2 separate regions of the Mus musculus genome follow, and region 1 is linked to region 2. Evidence: chromatin loops called from intact Hi-C (ENCODE). Cell type or tissue: gastrocnemius. All regions are shown on one strand.

The links. A loop is a pair of places that touch in the nucleus more often than their neighbours do. Peaks named below come from ENCODE experiments on the same cell type or tissue, not always from the same donor. Only the 100,000 strongest peaks of a DNase experiment are listed, where the experiment ranks them.
Region 1: a loop joins it to region 2, with 2.1 times the contacts of the local background. A loop is called at or near these places in 9 of 42 quality-filtered maps.

Annotation. Positions count from the first base shown.
Region 1 is chr14:74,791,314-74,799,313 of GRCm38, reverse strand. Lrch1 (leucine-rich repeats and calponin homology (CH) domain containing 1) reads left to right here. Exons shown (of 19, transcript NM_001252132.1): 14 at 3,223-3,276; 15 at 3,945-4,017. Among named protein-coding and RNA genes, the nearest start is that of Gm52135, 23 kb to the left of the region's middle. In gastrocnemius, no CTCF peak of the experiment used is centred here; a DNase peak (open chromatin) is centred at 4,158.
Region 2 is chr14:74,944,424-74,952,423 of GRCm38, reverse strand. It overlaps Lrch1 (leucine-rich repeats and calponin homology (CH) domain containing 1), which reads left to right and starts at 4,547. Exons shown (of 19, transcript NM_001252132.1): 1 at 4,547-5,040. The coding sequence starts at 4,764. In gastrocnemius, CTCF peaks have their summits at 3,388 (motif pointing right) and 4,503; DNase peaks (open chromatin) are centred at 3,403, 4,240, 4,551 and 5,460; H3K4me3 peaks cover 4,157 bases; H3K27ac peaks cover 4,223 bases.

The DNA.
Region 1 (8,000 bases), 150 kb after region 2:
GCCCTTCCCTTGTCTTGGGGGATATTCTTCCTTTAGTGTTTGTCTGATGTTTCCTCTTGATTGAGGGTCTGCATTCTTATTTTGGATATTGCCTTGGTGCTGTTGCGTGCTCTTCCCGGGCTCTCAGATTTGGAGGCTTGCTGTGTCCTTCTTGCCCCCATTGCTTGTATTTAGTTGAAACACTCCATTGTTATATCACCCCATTTTATTACTGTATTATGGTTATTTCATTGTTCCCGCATGACCAGTGAGAAGTCTATGAAGAGATGTTTTAGCTCCTGATGACTATCCTGCTGAATGACTTCAGGGTGAGGAGGACACAAGATTAAAAAATCCAGGGCACAGTTCAAACATTGTGTCTCTGTTTACAAGTGCTTATTCCTAACAGAAAAAGAAGCCTTGCTGGGTGCCAGGTTTTGTGCTTCATGTTTTATAGGCCTTATCAACACAAGCCCTTTTTGATTTATAATGGGTTTCTGGTTCCTCTCATGTATTGCTGTTAAAAACATTAATGCAAAAATGCATTTAATCTACCTACCATAGTGAGCACTGTTGCTTTGCCTAGCCTACCCTAATGGGTTCGGAGCGTTTATAATAGCTTGCAGCGAGGGAAAATCATTTAAAATGCCTGCTGTATAGTAGTAATCTAAAGTAATTTATTGAATGTTTTGCTAAAAGCCTTCAGTAAGTGGCATGGCAGCATACACCTGGAACAGCAGGAGGCGGAATTAGGAGGATCAGGAGTTCAGTGGGAGCTTTGGTTACAAGACAAGTTTGAGGCAGGTCAGGGTTGTGTGAGACTCTTTTTACACCAGAGTAAAGCAGACCTTTTCCAAGTCAAACCTTCATGAAATCAGGACTTTGTATTTCCATCTCCTCAGTAAGTATGCTCTGGGTGTCGCTGTGTGTCACTGAGGAAGCCTTGAGGACCACAAAGGTCGTTCTCTTAGCAGCGTATATTCCTGATGGCTGTTAGGAAATATAGGAGTTAACGTGACCTGTTCATGGATGCAGGACATGATGCTCACGGTTGAGACTGGCTGACTCGTTACCATGGTAATGGATAGGCCGGCTATTCCATCACACTAGATTGCCTTCTTTGTATTCAGTTTGTCACACTCCAAACCTTAGCGACAGCTGATGGCGTGGAACCTCTCCTTAAAAGCTTTGTCTTAGCGGAAGGCAAGAAGCCAATACACTTATGAGTTCATGAGCAACGCTTCCAGGAGTGTGGAAGGCGTTTGGAAAGGCTAGAAGAGGATGGGTATGTATCTACATATAGACTGAGCCTAGTTCACAATTCAGTCTGCATCTAATTTTCATTGGGATCCCTGCCCAAGCCAGGTGCTCAAGCCCGCCCCCTGGAAGCAGTAGCTGCACTCACTTCAACCTCCTATTCTGCCCAGGCCGAGGCAGGGGCAGCCTGTGTGGCTGGGGATGGTGTAATTCTGCCATTGAGGCCGGAGGATTCCAGTTTCAGGGTGAACCTGGACTGCCTAGTGAGACCCTGTGGAGAAACAGCACTTACTTGTTTCCAAGATTGCCAGAGCACAAGGAAGGAAACGAAGCTTCTAGGGGTCAGAGGTTCCCGAACTCCTCTCCGTTCAGCTGCCGGTGCTCTCTGTCAGGTTACAGTGCTGTAAGCTTGTCTCCCTTTGCTTTGGTGAGTAACCATGCTTGCGTAAGGCATTCTTGTCTACCCTCTCAAGGGAGCTTTGGACCCATGACAGGCTTTCAAAAGGAAGGGATGGACAGCCAGCCTGATGCAAAAAGGAAGTCATGTGATGAAGGAAAAGGAAATAAGTTGTGGCTTCTCTAGGTCCCTGGTCTCACTTGTTATTTGGTCACACATCGACACACCCTTTCTCCAGACCGACAGTTGGTTGCCTACTTGTGCAGGGTGTGGCTTTTTTTTTGTTGTGGAGGACGGATCGTGAGACCCATAAAGTAGCAAAATGGTTGAGTGAACAGAAGATGTTGGTACTGGTAACATTTCTAGTGGGTTGCCATCCTGAGTTGTTTGCTGTGTTCTTCCGGAAAGGATAGAGTGTATAACAAGGCATGAGGACAGCTTAGTTTGTGGACCTGCAAGGGAGCACGGGTAGCCCGGGAAGATTGAGCACAGTGTGTTACCACCACTGAGAGGGGAGGCAGAGGTTGTAGAGGGTCTGCCTGCATGTCATGTGACCTGCCTTAAACATAGTTTAGAAGACTGGCCACATGAAGTTATGTACCATAGGTGTCCACAAGGTGAGAACGCACCTCCCTTGCTTGTAAATAGTACTGAGGAGAGGAGTTTGTGAGGACAATGGGGAGAGTTGGTAGAAGTCTAGTTGGCTCTCCTAAGAAGGCCCTTTAATTGAGTAGGGACATGAATGACATTTTATTCTACATGCATTTCCCTTGGGTTCATTTTAAATAGCACTCCTCCACACAATGGGCACCTTAGATTTACACTTTTATGGTGGCATATATGCAGGTGTTTATTAGCTATCCCCAAACTTTTTATTTTTATTTTGTTTTATTTTTTGTTTGTTTTTTGAGACAGGGTTTCTCTGTATAGTCCTGGCTGTTCTGGAACTCACTTTGTAGACCAGGCTGGCCTTGAACTCAGAAATCCACCTGCCTCTGCCTCCCAAGTGCTGGGATTAAAGGCGGACGCCACCACACCCAGCTCTTTTTTTTTTTTGCAAATTTTTTATTTATTAGAGTGTATATGTTAAGTCATGCTTGGTTCCTTAACAGCTCTCTTAACCAGTGACTGCCAAAGCAGACTGATAATAAACAGGTCACGTGAATGAGGTTTTTCAAGGTTGCTCAGGGTTCAAGCGTGTGTACCTACTGAAAATTTCTGTATATTTTGGAACTACTAGTTTGGACCATTTCTAAAAACCCATAATTCAAATAGAGAAAGGAGCCAGGAGACAGTTTGGTTACTTGGCCAGGTAAGATGCGCTCATAGCTACTGGGGAAAGATCCCTGTTTGGGGGCTCTCATGTTAATCTGTGCTAGTCTTTAGATTTTTCTCAATGGATACAAGCTGCGTAGTTTTAGAAAATAGAAGGATGACCTTCTTAGCTACTTAACCATGAATTAATTCAACATTTGCTAGTTAGTGTGTGCTTCTGGGCCAGGGCTATGGCAGCAATAAAAAAAAGATGTAGTCCTTGCCTCCTCTTTCTCCAAATCTAATGGAACGTATACATTTCTCTCTCCCTTAAGGTGCAAAATGATCTAATGTTACAGAGTAATGGAAGCCAGTATTCTCCCAATGAGGTAAGCTTCCTGAGGGTTAATGGCAGCTGAGGTATTCCATGGAGACCAAACTGAACCATTGGTCCCAGAGTTGGATAGTCTGACTCCGGGATTAAAGAGTTAATGGGACTGTCTCTGGGGTCTCTCGATAGTTGTCACTCACTGTCACAAAATCACTTGGCTCTATACATCACTAAAGATTAATTCTGTGAGAAATGGCCTTTGAGATCTAGGGGTGGGATGTCTTTATGGAAAACGGCAGATGATCATTCAGATGACATTTCCTCAGTTGCTACCCAAGATGGTTCGATGCGCAGTTTCTGCGTGATGAGCTGCATGCTCAGTGTTAGCCGTGTGTCTCCGTGTTACAGAGGCTCCGTTAGACGTGCTCTTTGGCGTGCCTGCCCGTCTGCAGTCAGATGTGTCCAATGAGAGGCAGATCACGGCTTTGTGTCACTGCAAGATGATTTTGTAGTGAGCAAATAAAGACTTCAATGCAACAACAAAAAGAATACCGGAAAACATTCTATTGACCACCTCTTAGAGTATTTACAAAATGTCTTTTTTAAAAAGCCAAGCTGTCATCCATCACAAGGCAGCCATAGCAAAAGCAGAGTCATTTTATAACAATCACTAACCATACAAGTCCATCTGCTTCTTCATTTCCCAATTGTTTTCTCACCCCACAGATACGAGAGAACTCCCCTTCAGTGTCTCCTACTGCAAACATCACAGCTCCGTTTGGCCTGAAGCCTCGTTCAGGTACGTTGACCTCAGTAACTAAAGTAACTAAAATGATTTCTCTTTGGCCTTTCAAACTTATTCGTGAGTAATATGAGCTTTGCCAGTTCTAGTCGGCTGGGGTCCTGGCATCAGAATAGCAGCAGCTTGGTGAGGTCGGGTGATAACGTTATGCTATTGTGAGGTCTGTGCTTCCAGGACTGGGCAGCTCGCCCTCTTCTGAATCACAGCAAAGAAAAGTGGCAAAGGGCAATGTAAGTAGGGAAGGAATACTCCCTTCCAGCTTTTAACCCGTGGGAATAAACCGGCTCCGCTTTACCCCAAAGGTTCCTGGTGCCCTGAGGAGGTACAGGGCAGCCTGCAGGCAGAGTCCTCCCCAAGACGACCCCAGTTGCTTTCCAGGCATGGTAAGGGCTCTGCATTGACTCACACAAGAGGGTGAGCACTTTAAGGCTTGTATGAGTGGTTAGGAGTCGGGGAAACTTCTTAGAAAGGAAAACACCTTACTTTTTGACCTACTTGGTTGTAGTTTGTGTTACCATATTGACAAAGTTAATGTTAGCAAAGTGCAAAGTTACTTTTAATTTTTTAAAAAAGGGCCCCAGGTAGAAAAATACATTTCTTTCCACATTTCCAGTTTTGGTGCTAAATGCCTTCTTTTGGGACCTTGTTTGTTTGTGCTTTTTTGTTCCTCTCAGACTTACTATATTTACCACGAATGCTTTTAAATAGTTCTTACAAGGGCCCTGGACACACACAAGCACACCTGGTAGAAAACACAGGTGATCTTGGATTTGAGGCAAAGCATTTTGACAACAGTATGAGCGTTACCCATTTCTGGCTTGAATAAACATCGCTAGGGGAAAAACAGAGATGATTCGTTTTATAGGGGAGATGGTTTGTTCTTGGAAGACATTGATTGATGGGCACACGTGGCCAAGTGTGGAGGTGTCCTGGCCGTTAGAATAGAATAAGAGAAAATAAACAGTTGGGAAATGGCTTTAGTATGATCAGAGTTTCTAGATCTTTCCTGTCTTGTTTTTTTCAGTCCTAGGAATTAAACCCAGGCCCTTACACGTGTCAGGGCCGTGCACTACCACTGAGCGGTATCTCTAGCCCTAGAGAATGTTACAGATAGGAAGGGTGAGGATGAGATCGTAGAAAACTCAAGTGACTGGCCCCCTAATGTAAGGAAGTGGGCGTATACAGACAAATCTGGGGTACACCTCAATTATGCCCATAATCCGAGCTCTGTTCTGGGAGAAATGGAGGTCACTGCTATTATACCCCCCTGCCTCGTGGCTGGCGACAGTTCTCTCGCAAGCCACTGGACAGTTCTGCAGCATTTCAAAATGTCTCATAACTGAAATCAAAACGTGAGTGAGAGTCTGCAAAGATTAATAGCCCTTTGAGTGTTAGACTTTTACAATTAAGTTGTAAAATGGATCCACAGACTTTTAATGCATCTATAGAGCCTAAACCAAGCTTACCAAGTTAGAGATTGCCTTGAACCTGCAGTGTACACCATTCAGGTTCTGTGGAGAGATGAAAAAGAGAGTATTTAGTTACTGTCTCAGTTCTGTAAAAGCATTAAAATACACAATTCCTCTATAGTCATTTTGTTTCTAAATATCAGATGCATGTATACATTTTGAGTGTTGTCTAATGTGACCCAGGAGTTCTGGGTGAATTGTGCAATTATGTCAGCTGACTAGTTGTTAAAAGGGGTTGGCAAAGGGTATCTGTGGGCCTTTCTGCTTTCCGCTGCCTGAATGACCAAGTTCTTTCCTTCTGCTGCCATGACCCAACAGCACGCTAGGCTGCAGGCTCGCAGAACTGTTAAGATTAAGGCTATTAACTGCATGCAGAGTGTGAGCCAGTACTAACACTCGGTTTTTATCGTTCTTTTCCTTCCATGCGCCATCTCCCATTCCCCTCCTGAACTGTCCATTTGAATTTAAACCCCACATAATGAAATCCACCTCATTTCCATACGAACCTCATGCCACGTGTGGAATGCTGCGGCCCCCTGGGTTCCCCCTGGTCCTTGTGCAACTGTCCACCTGGCTCTCTCGCTCGTCTGCAGACCCAGCCCTCATTCTCCCTCCTATCTCCTTCAACACACTTACACAGGCACAAACATGGGACAACTCTAGCTACAGTGTTCCATCTGAAGGAAACAGTGACAATGGTAGGTGCTTTGTTGTCTCTTCTTCGATGTTCATGTAATAAGCCTGTGACTGTACTCCACAGGCCTCTGTGTGTACCTGGAGACAGGATATATTGACCTGCATACTCCATACTCTGGAAAGCCTCTGAGGCAACGTCTAGACAAGTGCTTGTGACCTCTTGCCTAACAGCTGATGATGTGACAGTTGATTTACCTCGAGGGTACTGACTCTGGGAGGATTTTTTCAATACTCTCTTGTCTACCTATTATGCTAGGGGTTTGGTTGGTTTGTCTGCTCGTCTACAGAGATTGAAACTCACGCATTTCGGTTATCTCCACTTGCTTCTGACCCCATAGTTAATGCTCTCAGAGTTTGTTTTTTAGAGTGTGGGTGTGGTGCTTCACTCCTGTAATGGAGAATGTATAGTTAGAATACTTGCCGTGATCTCTGGTTAAGATTCACCTAAAATTTCCATTTATTAAAGAAGAATACATATTCTGGCAGACTGAATCTACAAGAAATATTAGTACTTTATAGTTGTGTAAAACAGTGGGTCTCAACCATCTTAAGGTCCTGACCCTTTAATACAGTCCATCATGTTTTGATGACCTCCCAATCATTAAATTATTTCCATTGCTAATTCATAACTGTAATCTTGTTTCTGTTATGAGTCATCTTTGTTGTCTGCCAGTAAGGGACTCGAGTGGAAAGGGATGTCCAACCCTCTGAAGGGTCACAACCCACAGCTTGAGCACTGCAGGTCTCAAAAATTTTCACTGAAAATAGTCATGATTTTTTTAAAGAGCAATCATGATACAAAATCCCCTCCTTATGTCATCCTGCTTTAAATTCTGAGCACCGACAGGAGGAGGAAGAGAAGGAGGAGGAGGAGGGTTAGAGAGAATTTTTCTTTCTAAGCTGTTCTTTGGTATAAAACCGGAAGATCAAGCTATGAAAAAGAAGTGTTTCTGTTTTATGAAATCCTGGCTACTATAGGTATAATGCTCTCTATTGGAAATAAGGCTATTATGAAAGATTCATGTGTGAGTTATTTCCTGAGGAGTAATATCTGAAACCAGAGGGCCATGTTTTTTTGTTTTTGTTTTTTTCAATCCTGGAAAGGTCTAAAGACTTTTAACAGCAGAATTTCTATGCTGGTATGTGGCTGTGATAGAGCTCAGATAGGAGGTCTGTATTGCAGGTCTTAACTGTCACCTGTCAGACAAACCATCCTTCATTGGACAGGTGAGGAGCTGATGTGGGCGGTACTGGGCCAGTCTTCTTTTTATTAAAAATTCTGAGATGTCCACAGCCAATAACCATTATGAACATTTAAAAACAAAATAACTTTGCATTTATTACATGGCCTTTTTTCCCCCTGTGTATAACAAATCAGGAGCCTAACCACATTATACCACAGCAGTAATAAAAGGATTGTTTTCATATTCCTCTGGATCGGGCAACCATGTCAGATGTTTCTGATGGTTTACATTTTTTTCTTTATTTGCAGTTTGTCCATAGTGTCACATACCTTTTCAGTCCCTGCGCATGAGACTTGGCCTTGTGACTGCAGTGCTTCCTAACTCAGTGGAAAAGCTGAGGAATGTAGCCCACTCACTGTGTTGTCCTTAACGCTTCCATAGAAACAGACTCTTCTACTCTGTGGGCTTTCTTGGCATGTCCAGAAATGCTTATCTCCACAATTGTGTTGTTTTTTCATTATCTGACACCACAGCTGTCCAGCCTTGCAAACAAGATACCTTAGATAATCATGACGTTTCATTATTAACTTGGTCAAACTTAGAGTATTCATCTCATTGCCCATCTTTGTAC
Region 2 (8,000 bases):
CAGAGATTGATGGGAGACCTCATTGGCTGTGGATGGCTGGGCATGGTGTCAGCTTCTTCTTGTCCAGTTAGCTTTGAGCAGAGGGGACCATAGAACACGGACTGGATTTTGGGTTTCTACTCAAAGAGAATTCTTGGTGAGTTTCAGTAGACAATATGTTACAAATAGAGTGGTTCCATGGGGGGTTAGATGTATGACCTCCCTGCAGACACTGAGTCCAGAAGATGCTGAAGTCCTGTAGCCTGCCACTCACCTTAAATTCTCTCTAGATTCCCTGTAATATCTGATTCATGTGTAATAGTTCCCAATATAATATTGTTTCAGGAAGGATGACAAGGGCAAAAACAATCTGTATATGTTTGGTTGACTTTTTTTTTTCTGAGTGTTTTTAGTTCTTGGATAGTTAAATAATGAGGCTACAGGGTTGGGAGTGCCAACTTTGGAGCCCAGGAGAGCTCACTGTTTACTAGACAGTTCAAAGAAACCAGAGATGAGAACCTGAGACACCAGACCCTGGGAGGGAACTCAGTCAGGATCCTCTGGGTGATCCGCATGGTTGTGAGTTCATTTCCCAATGAAACAGCAATAGCCGCACGACACAACACAGTCCCTCCTAACAGACCTTATATGCTCAATGACAAGGAGAGGACTCCAATTTTAGGAGAAATGAAATAAACAGGGCATCTAACAAAAGAGACATGTCCATGCTTTTGAAGAAACAATGAAGCGGCATGAGAGCCATCCAAAAGGACACATGGCATATCTTGATTTTTTTTTTTTTTTTTTTTTTTTTTTTTTTTTTTTTTTTTAGAAATATTCAGGATTAGTGTCAAGAGGCAAGGATTCCTCTCAGTTTGAAGAAAAAGCGCCTCCTTTTGTGCAGAAAAAAATCATTTAAAACTTTAGAGCTATCCCAGCAAATAGCAACTTGCTATGAGACATTGTGCAGCCTTTACATGCAGAATACTGTAGGTTTTGAGATACTGGGAAGGAGAGAGAGGCTAAGAGGATTTGGTTACAGAGTTTGCAGGTTGGAAATCTGCACAAGATACAAGAGACTACAAGGACCAGGACAGGACAGGACACTGGGGGGCGGTAGGGGGGACTTGGATATTTATCCAAAGTATACACTCATTGTCTTTGCTCCTCTAAGAAAGGATTTTTAAATTTAAATCTATTTTTATTTAAAAGAAGTTATTTATGCCTGTTGTGGTGGGTGTATTCAGTCTACCTCTTGTTCTGACCTAGGTTTGTAGTCCATTGGGGATGGGGGCAATAGTCTTCATCTCCCTGCTAGATTTTAAGCAAAAGGTCACTGAGGACAGGGGAAAAAAGAAAGATCAATTTTTATATGATGTAAATATGTTTTCACTTAAGTAACTTCAAAGTCACGTTAGACCCTTTTATTAGTGTATAGGCTTGCTGGCTTGCTTTTTTTGGGGGGGGGCAACTTCACACAAGCTAGAAGGTCATCTAGGAGGAGGGAACCTCAATTGAGAAAATGCCTCCATCAGGTTGGCCTGTAGGTAAGTCTGTGGGTGCATTTTCTTGATTGATGATTGATGTGGGGGGGGGGCCCAGCCTACTGTAGTCAGTTCCTTGTGTGGGCAGGTGGTCTTGGGTTGTATAAAAGAGGAGGAGGAACAAGTTGTGAGGAGCCAGCCAGTAAGAAGCATTCCTCCAACGACTGCTTCAGCTCCTGCCACTGCTCTGACCTCTCCTCAGGATGGCTAAGCTCTAAGCGTAAACCTTTTTTTTTCTCTAAATTACTTTTTGCCGTGGCGTTGATCACAGCATTAGAAAGCAAAGCAGGGCAGTGCATGTTCATTGTGTAAGATTGTAGATTTTCATAATGACATTTTTGTTAAAGTTAGCTATGTTCTTTTCTCATATCTCCTCCCATTATCTTCTCTGGTGTCCCATCAAACAAGTCCCCCTTCTCTTCCCAGATAGGCCCCTTTCTCGGTCATCAACTCTCTGTGTTAGAGTATTTGTCTTCCTGAGTCTGGCATATATTGCACAGTATGCTGAACTCTGGATCTATCCATTTCCTCGCAAATGACACAATTTTGTTCTTCCTTATGACTGAACAAAACTCCGCTGTGTATATAATACTGCCTATTCTTTATTCAGATGCCCAGGCTGATTCTATAACTTGTCCATAGAGCCACAGATGTGTGTGTATTTGTAGTGTATTGGCTTAGGCTCCTCTGGGTGTATTCTCTAGAATGCTGCAGCTGGATCAGAACTCTTTATACAGATGTTCTGTTTTTTTTATTTTAATTTTCTTTTTATTTTCTGCACCTGGCATTCTGTCTTTATCTTTCAATATTCCACCACAGTATATAATATAATATCAGAATGTGGTTCTACCTTTATTTTAGTTTTGGAAGACCCTTCATGTTGATTTCCACAGTGGCTATACTAGTTGATGTTATTGCTAAAGGGACCTAAGTCTTCCTTCCCCTCCTCTCCTTCATTCTCATCAGTATCCGATGCTGTTTGTTTTAGTGCTAGCCATTTTATCTGGTGGTAAGATGTATTCTCATTGCAGTTTTGATTACAGCTCCCCCTGGTTAAGGACTCTGAACATATTTTGCATCTTTTTTTTTTTTAAATTATTTGTACTTTATCTTTTGAGAAGTGTCTGTTCATTTCATCTGCCCATTTGTTGACTGGATAGATTTCTTGGGTGTTTAATATTTTTCTGTCATTCTTTTAACATCCTAGATATTGACAACCTAAATTTCAAATGATGCTGGGTAGTCAAAACAATACTGAACAAAAAAGGTAATGGCTGGAGGAATGGCAATAGAAGATTCTAAGTATCACAGAACTGCAGGAAGAAACACAGCATGGTGTTGCCACAAAACCACGTAACTCAAAGGAGCAGAAGATTCAGGAATGAATCAGTGCAGCTGCACCTAAGGCTACCTCACTAGGTACCCAAAGCACACACCAGAGAAAAGAAGGTCTCTGGCACATCGCGCTGGGAAAGCTAGATTCTGCATGTGGAAGAATTAAACTGGATCTCTGTATCTTGCCCTGCCCAAAGATCAATTCAAAATGGATCAAAGCACTTAATATAACACTCAAAAACCTTAAATGGTCAAAGGAAAACAGGAAAAAACCCTCCATGATGCAGGAATTGGGAAGGATTCTCTGAAAAGAGCCCTAAGCTCACAGGAAATGATTACAAAAACTGTCAAGCAAGATTGAATGAAATGAAAATGCTTCTACACCACAAAGGAAGCAACAGATCGAAGAGACCGCCTACAGAACAGGGTGAAAACAAAACTAAGCTTAAGGCACAGTTTATGAAATCATAGAGACTTGAAGGAAGTGGAGCCAGAGAGGAGGAAGGTGGTGGGGGGTGAGGGCGGCACACCACTAGGTGGCGCCTGTTTCTTCCGGAATAAGTAGGATTTGCTCTCAGCCTGGAATCTCAGGAATTAAGGGGTAGCCCTGTAGCGAAGTCCATGCAAGTGACATAGATCATGTCATACTTAGTGCTGAGCCCAAGAAGTCATTAGGTCCACGCGGCTGCCTAGACTATCACAGATCTGCATTACTGTAGTATGTATGATAAAGTTGTATCATGTCCATACTTCACTCCAGCCTCATTTCTCCAAGCCGAGTCACTCCATAGAGACTATCAAGCTTTGGGTCCCAGGCTGTTAAGGTGTGGGAAGGGAATGGAGGCTTTATCAGTCTTCCAGCTGGGTGGCTTTAGGTGACACAGGTCCTCTGGCTCTTCCATGGGGTGCAAGGCCTGGCTCAGGCGCCCACTGTAGGTCAACCCATGGCAGAAGATTTGTTTGCAATCAGACAGTTCAGTTCCCATGCCTCACATGAATAAGAAGGTGGCGCACCCGGAACATTTCATAGTACCTAGGCTTAGGTTTAAGATATGACCTTTGTGATCACTAGGTCTTTGGCGTTCTAACGCTTGGAGTAATAATTTGGGTATTTTATCATAAAAATTACCCTTTCTCAAAGCCCTTCCTCTATAGATTTGTCTATTTGCCCTGAAGTCTTTCTTGTTCCTGTGGTCTGTAGTGAAGGTGCAAAATTTTGGTGACTGTGGGCTGCGTGTTCGAATTCTGCAGGGGTGATCGCGGCTCGCTTTAACTTCCTCTCGCTGAAGGAAGCAATTTTTCCACTCACAGATTTCCTGGATTTAGTGAGAGATTTTGTATGGTAAGCACCTAAATGCCAGGGGGCGTCCGTGAGGGTAAACCCACAGTGGAAAAACTGCTTTTGGGGGCAACTCTGGATCAATCAACCAGAACCACTCTCCTCCCTGTGACCTTGTATTCCAAATCTTGTCTCCCGCCTCGCCTGGGTTTTCATAAACGGCTTAAAAAAAATCCCAGAAGACAAAAACGAAACCGACAAAATACCCTGGCCCGCAGATGTGTAAACTACAAGGGGTCGGGCTGGAGAGAAAGTCACCCAGAATGTGCATCCAGTTCCAGCCAGCTTCGGGGGTGGAGCGCCAACAAGCTGCGGAGGAGGAGCGGCGGGCGGGGGCGCGAGCACGAGCAGACACAGGCGCGCCACCGCTGCCGTCGCTGCCGCCGCCGCAGCCCTTGGCTCCCCCGGCTGGAAACCTTGGCGATCGAACTGCTGCCTCCACCTCTGCGCCGCTTGCCGCCCCTCCCGCAGTCCCGCGGCTTTCGAGGGAGCGCTGCGGGGACTCGGGACCGCCGGGGAAACCTGTGACCCCGCGCAGGAGCGGCGGGGCGGGGGACCGGGAGAAGATGGCGACGCCGGGAAGCGAACCCCAAGCTTTCGCGCCCGCTCTCTCGGTAACCGCCCTGCACCCGCATCTCCACCAGCACCACCAACACCACCAACACCACCAGCACCACGGAGGCACCGGCGGCACCGGCTTCAACCTGCCCTTGAACCGTGGTTTGGAGCGCGCGCTGGAGGAGGCGGCCAACTCTGGGGGCTTGAACCTGAGCGCCAGGAAGCTGAAGGAGTTTCCCAGGACTACGGCCCCGGGACATGACCTCTCGGACACGGTTCGGGCAGGTGAGACAAGGCCGGGGCTGGCCACGCGTGTGCGAGCCGGGCTGTCGCTCCTTCCCGCCGGGCCCGAATGTGTTACTAGATTGGCTCGGCAGGAGCGGGTTCTGCAACGAGCACGGTGGTTGTAGCGGGCACGGTGGTCCTCCTGGCCCCGGCGACCTGCGACCGTGGTGCAGGAGCGCAGGGATGCGCCTAGGAGCTGTTCCTGGCGCGCGGGAAGTGGGGGCATCTCGGGCGACCGCGAGCAAGTCCAGAACACGAACCAAGTCGTGGACCTCTACATGGAAGCATTCTGCGTCCTGGTGGGTGGGGAAGGCCAGACAAAGGTGGCCGGCCGTCGGCTAGCCCTGTCCTCTCCGCGTAGTGTCGGGGCCCCGGCCTCCGCGCCGCGCGACCGTGGCTTGCTGCAGCCAGAGAGGCGGTGCCAACCTTGGTTCTGCGCCTGTGCGAGCAGAGGCTGGTGTCTGGCTCTCCGCCCACACATTTTGGTTCCCTCCACCGGGGCTCCCCGGTTCTCACTAACCCCGGTCTTTGCGGGGGCCCTGGAGGGGAAGCGTGGCATAGTAAATGAAAAGTAATTAAAGTGAGCCTGTTTGCCAGTGTGAGCCCGGCAAGTTGTAACCCGCGCCACAGAGCAGCCTGCTTCTTCAAGTTGTGTCATGTGTTGACATATTTTGGAGATGTCTGCTTTCCCTTTAGTAGTCGGAGTTGTGGGAGTGGACCCATAAACAGGAAGGAGGGTGGTGGAAGAGGGTTGGGGCCTTGGGAATCCGTGCAGATCTGACTTAAGTTTCCGACCATATCCTGTTCTGTTCTTTGCGGGACGATTTGTACCCCAGCGAGCGCCTAGCGTTTCCCAGGGCAGTGGGTGCCCCACTTTTGTGCCATTGCCTAGACCTCACGACTGTCGTTGTCTCTTCCGACTTGCATCAGGTCTCTTAGGCTTCTGAATGGCTTGGCTTTCAGATGGGGTCCTTCAGCTACTTATAAAGGAAGACTAGGGGGCGGGGCAGGGGAGCCAGCTGTGGCTTTCGGAGGCTAGGTTTCTGGTTAATTCCATAAACATTTAATCAGGAGACCAATTGAAAATTTAGATGGAGTTCTGAGTCCATTGGAGGCTAGAAGCACTCCTCTGGAGTCATTAAACGGTGATATTTGGGTTTAAGGATTGTCAGGAATGGGTAAGCAGAGGGGAAATTCCAGAACTCAGTTTTCAACAGCTGGAGAGGCTCTTGATAGGACCTCATAGTTACAGCTTCTCAAGTAGAAGTTATTCTAAGAGTCGCCTGAATCATTAACCTTAAAAAGTCACCCCATGTTTTCCTTCCCATCTGCCATAGTTAGAATGGCTGTGTACTGCAGAATGGAGAATCAGAATGCCCCATGCTAACGTGTTCGCGCTATTCAGTAGCAGGCTTAGAGTTATTCCAACACTTCAGTATTACTCATGATTCCTCCCAAGGTTGGGTAGAGTTGGCATGTGTGCTGTGCTGGCATGTCTTTGAGAATACCATTGCTTTAAAAGTAGTGGAGGGAGGTGTTCATCTTTCAGTTACCGCCTCTGTGAGTTGACACTGTGTGGAAAGGGTCCTTCCTTCCTGTTCTCTCTGTGTGCGGTGGGGTGTGCAGGTGTCCAGGCATTAGGAGTGTTACATATATTTTAATGCTCCTAAAATCCTTAAGTAGTCAAAAGTAAGAGGCTTCATGCTAATTCTCCACCCTAAAACAGTTACTATTTTGGAGCAGCAGCGGCAAAAGAATGTCAGCTACGTTTGTGGGCACTTAAGGCAATACCATAAAGAAAACAAAAGCAAAAACAAAAACAGTAGCTGAAGAGTCTGTTGTTTTATGTAAAAGTTTCAACATTCACATGTGTTAAGGATTGCTTGCCTTGACCTGAGTCACACATGTGAGTGAGTATTCCTCTCTTCTCCAGAAATGCTTAGGTTGGACACGGGGACTTTGCCTGTGAGCCCAGTAGTTGGAGGCCAGTCTGGACTTAGTAGTAAATTCCAGGCCAGCCTCCGTTACAGGTTAAGGCGGCCCTGACTCATTCTTCATGCCTATACACCCCCACATCCCCCAAAGAGTGTATTAAATTGAGCATTATTCTTTACTTGTGAAAGCAACAAAGCAAAATAAAGACATTCCGTGGGGGGTGTTGACATTTCCTACACATAAGGGAGTTGAGGGAGATGTTGAACCTTTGGTAATAATAAATCCCATACAGATAGTGGCTTCTCCTGGGCTCAAACATCTAAGGATGGACTATGACGATCCTCAAGACCCTTTCATAAGTTTACTTGGGTAGTGGGGAGCCTTTTCTCTCTGTTAAGTTATGTGTTTCATTGTGTCTTGTAAAATTTAGCCTTTCCAGCAGCTATTTCTACAGACAGCACCACATACTTGGGCCACACAGCCCAACTGAACAGAGATGTAAAGTAAGAGATGAGAGGCCCTGAACTGCTCAGTAGTACAAGAAACCAAAACCAAAACAAAGACCTTCTTAATTTCACTTTTAGGCTGTTATTTCCCTGAAATTCAATCAAAACAGCATGCTTTGTGCCAAGACAGGCAGTCCTGTAGTAAGTAAGCTTACTGGGAAGTAGCTGGGGACAGTGGCAGAGGCGTTACTATCCTAGACTGGATTAGAACTGATGTGGGCATGGTACTTACTTGGCTAACTGTGAAGTCTGTGTCAGGAGCACAGTTGGAACATCATCTCCCCGTAGAGAGAAGCCAGGTTACATGCTTAAAGTCATACCCCTGCTGAGACACAGACCAGTGATCTGAGTCCTCAAGGCTTCTCTCTAGTGTTTGTGTCCTGACCGAAGCCTGTTGGGCAGAGGGCAACCGTGGAGAGAGTAGAATTTGGGAGGCTTCTTGAAGGTTCATTCCATAGACCTTCATCCCTTCACCTGTTCTGTGAGGTCCCACTCTGGTTTGAGGAAGGGATGGGAGAT